2 separate regions of the Homo sapiens genome follow, and region 2 is linked to region 1. Evidence: chromatin contacts called from ENCODE Hi-C or POLR2A ChIA-PET data. All regions are on one chromosome and are shown on one strand. The core of a region is the stretch at or near the end of the contact, and the rest is flanking DNA. Distances in the headings are between cores, read along the strand shown. Region 1 overlaps MYLK4 (myosin light chain kinase family member 4). Region 2 holds the start of MYLK4 (myosin light chain kinase family member 4).

What was found. Hi-C counts contacts between places; a loop is a spot of excess contacts on that map. ChIA-PET counts read pairs that join two places held with the same protein, here RNA polymerase II (POLR2A). Pooled maps may share reads with other maps.
Region 2: a pooled map shows a loop between it and region 1 (2.6-fold over the local background). The contact joins the promoter of MYLK4 here to the enhancer-like site in region 1. A Hi-C loop is called at or near these places in 1 of 168 maps with a recorded cell type or tissue (endothelial cell of umbilical vein) and 4 of 50 pooled maps. POLR2A ChIA-PET finds 5 or more read pairs at or near these places in 4 of 52 experiments (A549, HEK293, IMR-90 and 1 more).

The regions. Positions count from the first base shown.
Region 1 is chr6:2,710,971-2,713,670 of GRCh38, reverse strand. The region is part of intron 2 of MYLK4 (myosin light chain kinase family member 4); the gene reads left to right. Among named protein-coding and RNA genes, the nearest start is that of MYLK4, 39 kb to the left of the region's middle. Within about 2 kb of position 1,415, at least 2 of the 41 ENCODE cell types and tissues checked have a DNase peak (open chromatin) inside an H3K27ac peak, as active enhancers do.
Region 2 is chr6:2,749,495-2,752,194 of GRCh38, reverse strand. MYLK4 (myosin light chain kinase family member 4) reads left to right here and starts at 1,273. Exons shown (of 13, transcript NM_001012418.5): 1 at 1,273-1,459.

The DNA.
Region 1 (2,700 bases), core at 166-2,665:
GGATGGGGAGTGAGTTCTCTTTAACGTAATACCAGGGCAGCTTTGTGCCTCCTGTTACGTAAAGGGAGAGCGTTGTTCCAAGTATCAGGGCCATGCATGGATGCGACTCCTATTTCACCAAGCAGTGGCAAAGACTCCACACTGAGACACACACAGAACCTTCTCTTTTGGCCATGGAGAAAGGATTCTGTGCACTGCTCCATTTGTGCAGAACTTGAAAATGCTTGCTGAAGGAAAGACTAAATCAAGTTAGTATTTATGTTGCTTTTCTTTTCTTTTTTTCTTTTTTTTTTTTTGAGACGGAGTTTCACTCTTGTTGCCCAGGCTGGAGTCCAATGATGCGATCGATCTTGGCTCACGGCAATCTCTGCCTCCTGGGTTCAAGCGATTCTCCTGCCTCAGCCTCCCAGGTAGCTGGTATTACAGGCATGCACCACCATGCCTGGCTAATTTTGTGTTTTTAGTAGATATGGGGTTTCTCCGTGTTGGTCAAGCTGGTCTCGAACTCCCGACCTCAGGGGATCCACCCACCTCAGCCTCCCAAAGTTCTGGGATTGTAGGCATGAGCCACCATGCCGGGACTATGTTGCTTTTCTTTTTCCAAAAGCGCTTTCACATGTGTCACTGTATCTTGGCCTCACAATAATCTTTGGATCCAATGGAAACTGTGCCCATTTGACAGAGAAGCATAGTCTTTGAGATGTTAAATGCCTTCCTCAAGGGCACATGTCTGGTTAGCAGAAATGGGATGAGAACCCAGCATCCTGGCTGTAGATCAGTCCTTGGTTTTGAGAGAGAGGATCCCATCCAGGAGTTAACATTTTGTGGATTTAAATGGCCTGCTTTCTTCAGGACTTTTCAGGGTTTGAAGCAAGGTACTCTGTTGAGTGGGGGCAGAGAGTAGCTTGTGTCCAGTTTTTTCTCCATGAAGTCTTGATGTGTGAAAGCCCGATGCAGCCGTCTGGCTCTGTGAAGAGAGGCACGTCTCATTTGGGCCTTCTGAACCTCAGTGGGTCCCACTTAGTGTACCTCAAAATCGTTGGAGGTTCTGTTTGTTTGATTCTGCTTAGCTTAAGTTTAGAAGCTATTGCTTATGACTTTTGTGATCACTAAATCTGTTTCTCAAAACATGAATGTCATAGACTAGTGAATTTGCTGGGTTTTCATTGTCACCATTGTTCTGTTTAGTGCAAGTCAGAGATGACCTTTTACATCACTGGCGATGTACTTTGAATGCCTGTTGGCTCTCTACTTGAGTTTAAAGGGCCTGAAGTAGACACATGGGTCTGGGCAAGCCTACCCATATGTGGCCTATCTTCTGGAATTTGCTAGCCAGGACCTGCATGTCAGAGAGAGTACGTGAGTGCTACTGAACACAGCTGGTGACTGCCGTTGATGGACAAAAGGGAGCCAGCTTAGATTTATAGCTTCTCTCCACAAAGGTCATTTATCATCTCAGGTGGCCTCTGCTGAACATGAGCCCCGGAACATGATGAAGCTGATGTTAAGGGAGAGTGGCATCCGTGCTTGAGGACTTTAGATTACAGTGAGCATTAGTGGAAACATGGTGGTGCTTTTTTTGAATAGACCAGTTAACAGCAGTCCGTCTTCTGCTTTAAAACAAAAGATGAGAAAAATCTACTTCAAATGGCCAGCTCTGAATATATCCTGATACATATTTACCTGCATAATGTATAACTTGTATTTTCATGATTTACATCTTTACAGAAGCACCTTTTGTCAAGGATATCATGGTTGGAGGAAAGAGCTTTAGTTATTTTGAAAAACATTTATCATTTGTATGTTGCTTTTTTGGATGAAATGCTTAGAGCCTACTTTAAAGTTATATACCTTAAAATTTGCCTTTAAAAAAAAAAGATACCCAACTTTAGCATTGTTAAAAGTTGTTTTCAGTTCATGGATAATGTCACATACTAAATGTGTGTCTCAGATGCCTTTCCAAAACATCTTTGCACTTCTTAGCTTATCGAATAAGTGCTGCCCCATTAAAGTGTGTTGCTGTGAGGTCGTGGTCCTTCCATAGAGCTGACACCCCATAGCAAAGCTCATGCAGGATAAACAGAAAATTGTCCTCCTATGTCATAGTAGTGCAAAGTTTGAAAATACAAGGAGCATCTTCCCCCCATTTCATTTTATCTTTATTGAGCCATAGGCAAGAACATTTAATGAGGAGATTCTGAAGTAATTGGAATCTAAGAATATTTAGAACATGGAACCACCTGAGTGTGAAGGTAGGAGGATGCTAACACATCCAGAACACTAACAATAATTTGTAACTTGAGTTCATTAAGAAAATATCATGCTAAAGTCATCTTACTTCCTTTTCTCCATGGTTACTAAACTAGTTGTTGATGGTAATACCATGATTAGATTAATTTCTGCAATTGAGTTTCTTACCATGTCCTTGTGGGAAATTCAGAGGCATGGAAACTGGATAACAACAGCTGGGTGAAACTGTGGCACTGATACGTGTTAATTAATGGACTGATATGAACCTGAGCAGCAGTTCTTGCCATTTTCTGTTGTGGCACACACGGAGGAGGATGTTCCCACCCTGGTCTCATGTACACAGCTGTGTGTGGTTATGCGTAAGCCAGCAGAATGGCCACAGTTCCTCCCCTGTGTCTCCCACTCAGGAAAACACTCCTGGAGACAAGTGAGTGCAAGAAATGTTATTAT
Region 2 (2,700 bases), core at 24-2,523, 39 kb before region 1:
TAAGCTAAGGAGCAGATTCTCCTGGCCTCTGGCTCACTCAAGCCTGTGGTTGGTTTGCTGGAGCCAACGAGATAGGAAGTCTGCTTTTGCGTGGTGGTGGTCCGGGTGGAGGATGTGGTTGGATCAGCAGCAGCCCACACACATCTTGCCTCTGGCAGGGCATTTGTTGCCTTATCAGTACTTCTACACAATTTAATTATACTAACAAAATTGGTAACCTCAAACCAGCTTAGTCTTTGTATAATACTTTTGTCAGATAATTTATCTCCACAAATTTATAGTTCCACTTCATTACTTTTGCTGAAGAACAAAGCTCTCCAATCTGAAAAATAACAAGCGTTTTGTGTTTTAAAAAAGATTTTGCTGTAATTCATTAATACTACATAAAATGGAAAAATATGTATTTTTATTTCACATGGAATGCATCGATCTGAATTAAAAATAAGGTTTTTTTTTTAAAAGAAGCAGAAGAGCAGCAGAGGCTGGTGTTAGAATGGGGCATAGAGGGGCTAACACAGGCTCCAAATAAGAGGTGACAATTGGCCAGGCCCTGAAAAATTGCAGGGTTTTCAAGACTGCAAAGTCCAGCCTCTGGGCAATCAAAGTTTTATGCCACTTCAGTGAATCTAGGGATGCACTACTGTGAGAGTCGGGCAGGTGGGTTGAAATTCCCCTTTCTTGGTCTGTGCAGAAAACTACGGATGAAGTCCTAGTGTTGCTTAAGGAGAATTTATGAAAAATTTATTCCTGTTTCCTGGATGCCTGTGCCTTTGACCTTTCCCTAGAGCTAGAAATGGTTGGAGACTTTGCAAACATCTTTAAGAACTGAGAAAAATAAAACAAACTTGCTAACTGCTTTCAGAAGATCTTCTATATTGCAGTTGGATATGCTCAAAGCGTAAGATGGGCAAACAGAGGTGGCTGTGGGGTTGCCACACCTGGCATTTTCCCTACTGGGGGAAATTTAATGAGCACTTAAATAATCCTGAGTCTGAAAGGGGCAGAAGGTCCAGGCAGATGATTGCCGAGGACAAATCTAGCTTTGTAAATCCGAGAGTATTGACACAATGATACGAGGGAAAGGTGAAGGTGATATTTCATCCAGTGTTCCCGGTTCATCCTCTCCTTACCTGACCTCTGAAATGGAGCCATTGGCCTTGAAAAGCCTGGTGTCTAAAATTAATATTCTTCCCCATCTGACTAAGAAGGCAACAGCTGAGCAACGTGAGATCAAGAGCCATATTAATTTAAACAGGGGCTGAAAGTGGCATTTGAGAGAGAAGATACTTCCTCTCGTAGTGGACACTTGTCTTTTCAGAAGATTTATACGACTGAGAGTCAAAACTTTTACCAGAGACTTTCATAGTCAGTTTGAATTCTGCAAAATTTCTCTTTATCTTCTGGAATGTATGCTCTAGACTTGGAGTGGCTCAAGCTCTTCGATGTGATCCTATCAATGGTAATTATCTTTGTTTATTGTTATAACCTCTCAAATCTCCTCCCCTTTTTTCTAAGTTACCTTCAATAACAAATTGTACCAAACTTCAGGTAGAGCTTAATGTTTAATATTTCTTTGCAAAATTATTGTATCTTAATCCTAAGCTTTTGTTTTAATACATTAATTTTGTGTGGCTTCCTGATCCAACTTGAGTTTCATCTGCAATTAACCATAGTATTTTAGTCGTAGTTTGCCTTAGAAATAGCCATGCATTTGTTTCCTTATTTTAATAATTTTTTCAGGGCAATTTGAAAGAATGCTAAGAATGATCTGTAATATATCTGTAGAGCTCTGGTTGATAGTATTAATATTTGCATTTTTATTTGTTTGAATGTAAGCTCTTTATGTGGATAAGTATAATTTGTTAGAGCAGTGAATTTTAAACACTTTGGAACTCAAGAGTATCATTTTACTATAGGAACTGACAAAACAAAATATTAAGTTTTCTGATGAGAATCACAATACGGTTTTTAAGCGGAGAAAATGCTCGAAGAGGCGCTTTTCGGAAAATCTCCACCAGGGGGCCTCAGTTGTCAGCCATGCGGAACTAGCACAAATTCAAATGTCTCTCCCTCTCCCTGCCTCTCTATGCAATCAAGTGATGTGTACATATAGACATGCGTATATGTCTCTAGTATCAAAGCGAATTATGTATGCTGCATTACTTCATTTGCGAGGAAAGTATTTTAAGGAGAGTGAAAAGACTCTGAACTTCTCGGTACATAGCTGTTAATGCAGATGCAAGGAAAGGTATCTGGGAGTGCTGTCCACGTGAGAAGACTGTAAGGAAATAAATTTCTTTTCACAAATAAACACCACACATTTTAAGGCATAGGTAGAGAAGAGTTCTGGAAAAGGACTCATTCGGGAGCGATCCCTCTGCAGAGGGAGGCCAGGGGAAGCAGAGAGACCCCTTCTGTGATAAGCCCTTCCCACGGGGCTGCAAAACCTGCGGTTCCAATTAAACCCAAAGATACTTTATAATTTACATCCAAGCTGGCCACTTGATCTACGGCTTGTTTTGTGCAATAAGGAGCATATTTCATCACCAGTGAATCTTGACATTGCTTCTTACTGTTTGCTTTTGTAGTTTTAAAGTGAAAAAATTTTTTTTCCTTTTAAAGTTCCAATGTTGGAAACTCAATATGAATGTTAGTATTTCTTTTCCTGATTTTGGATCCTCTCTCCAGTTTAAACAGAAG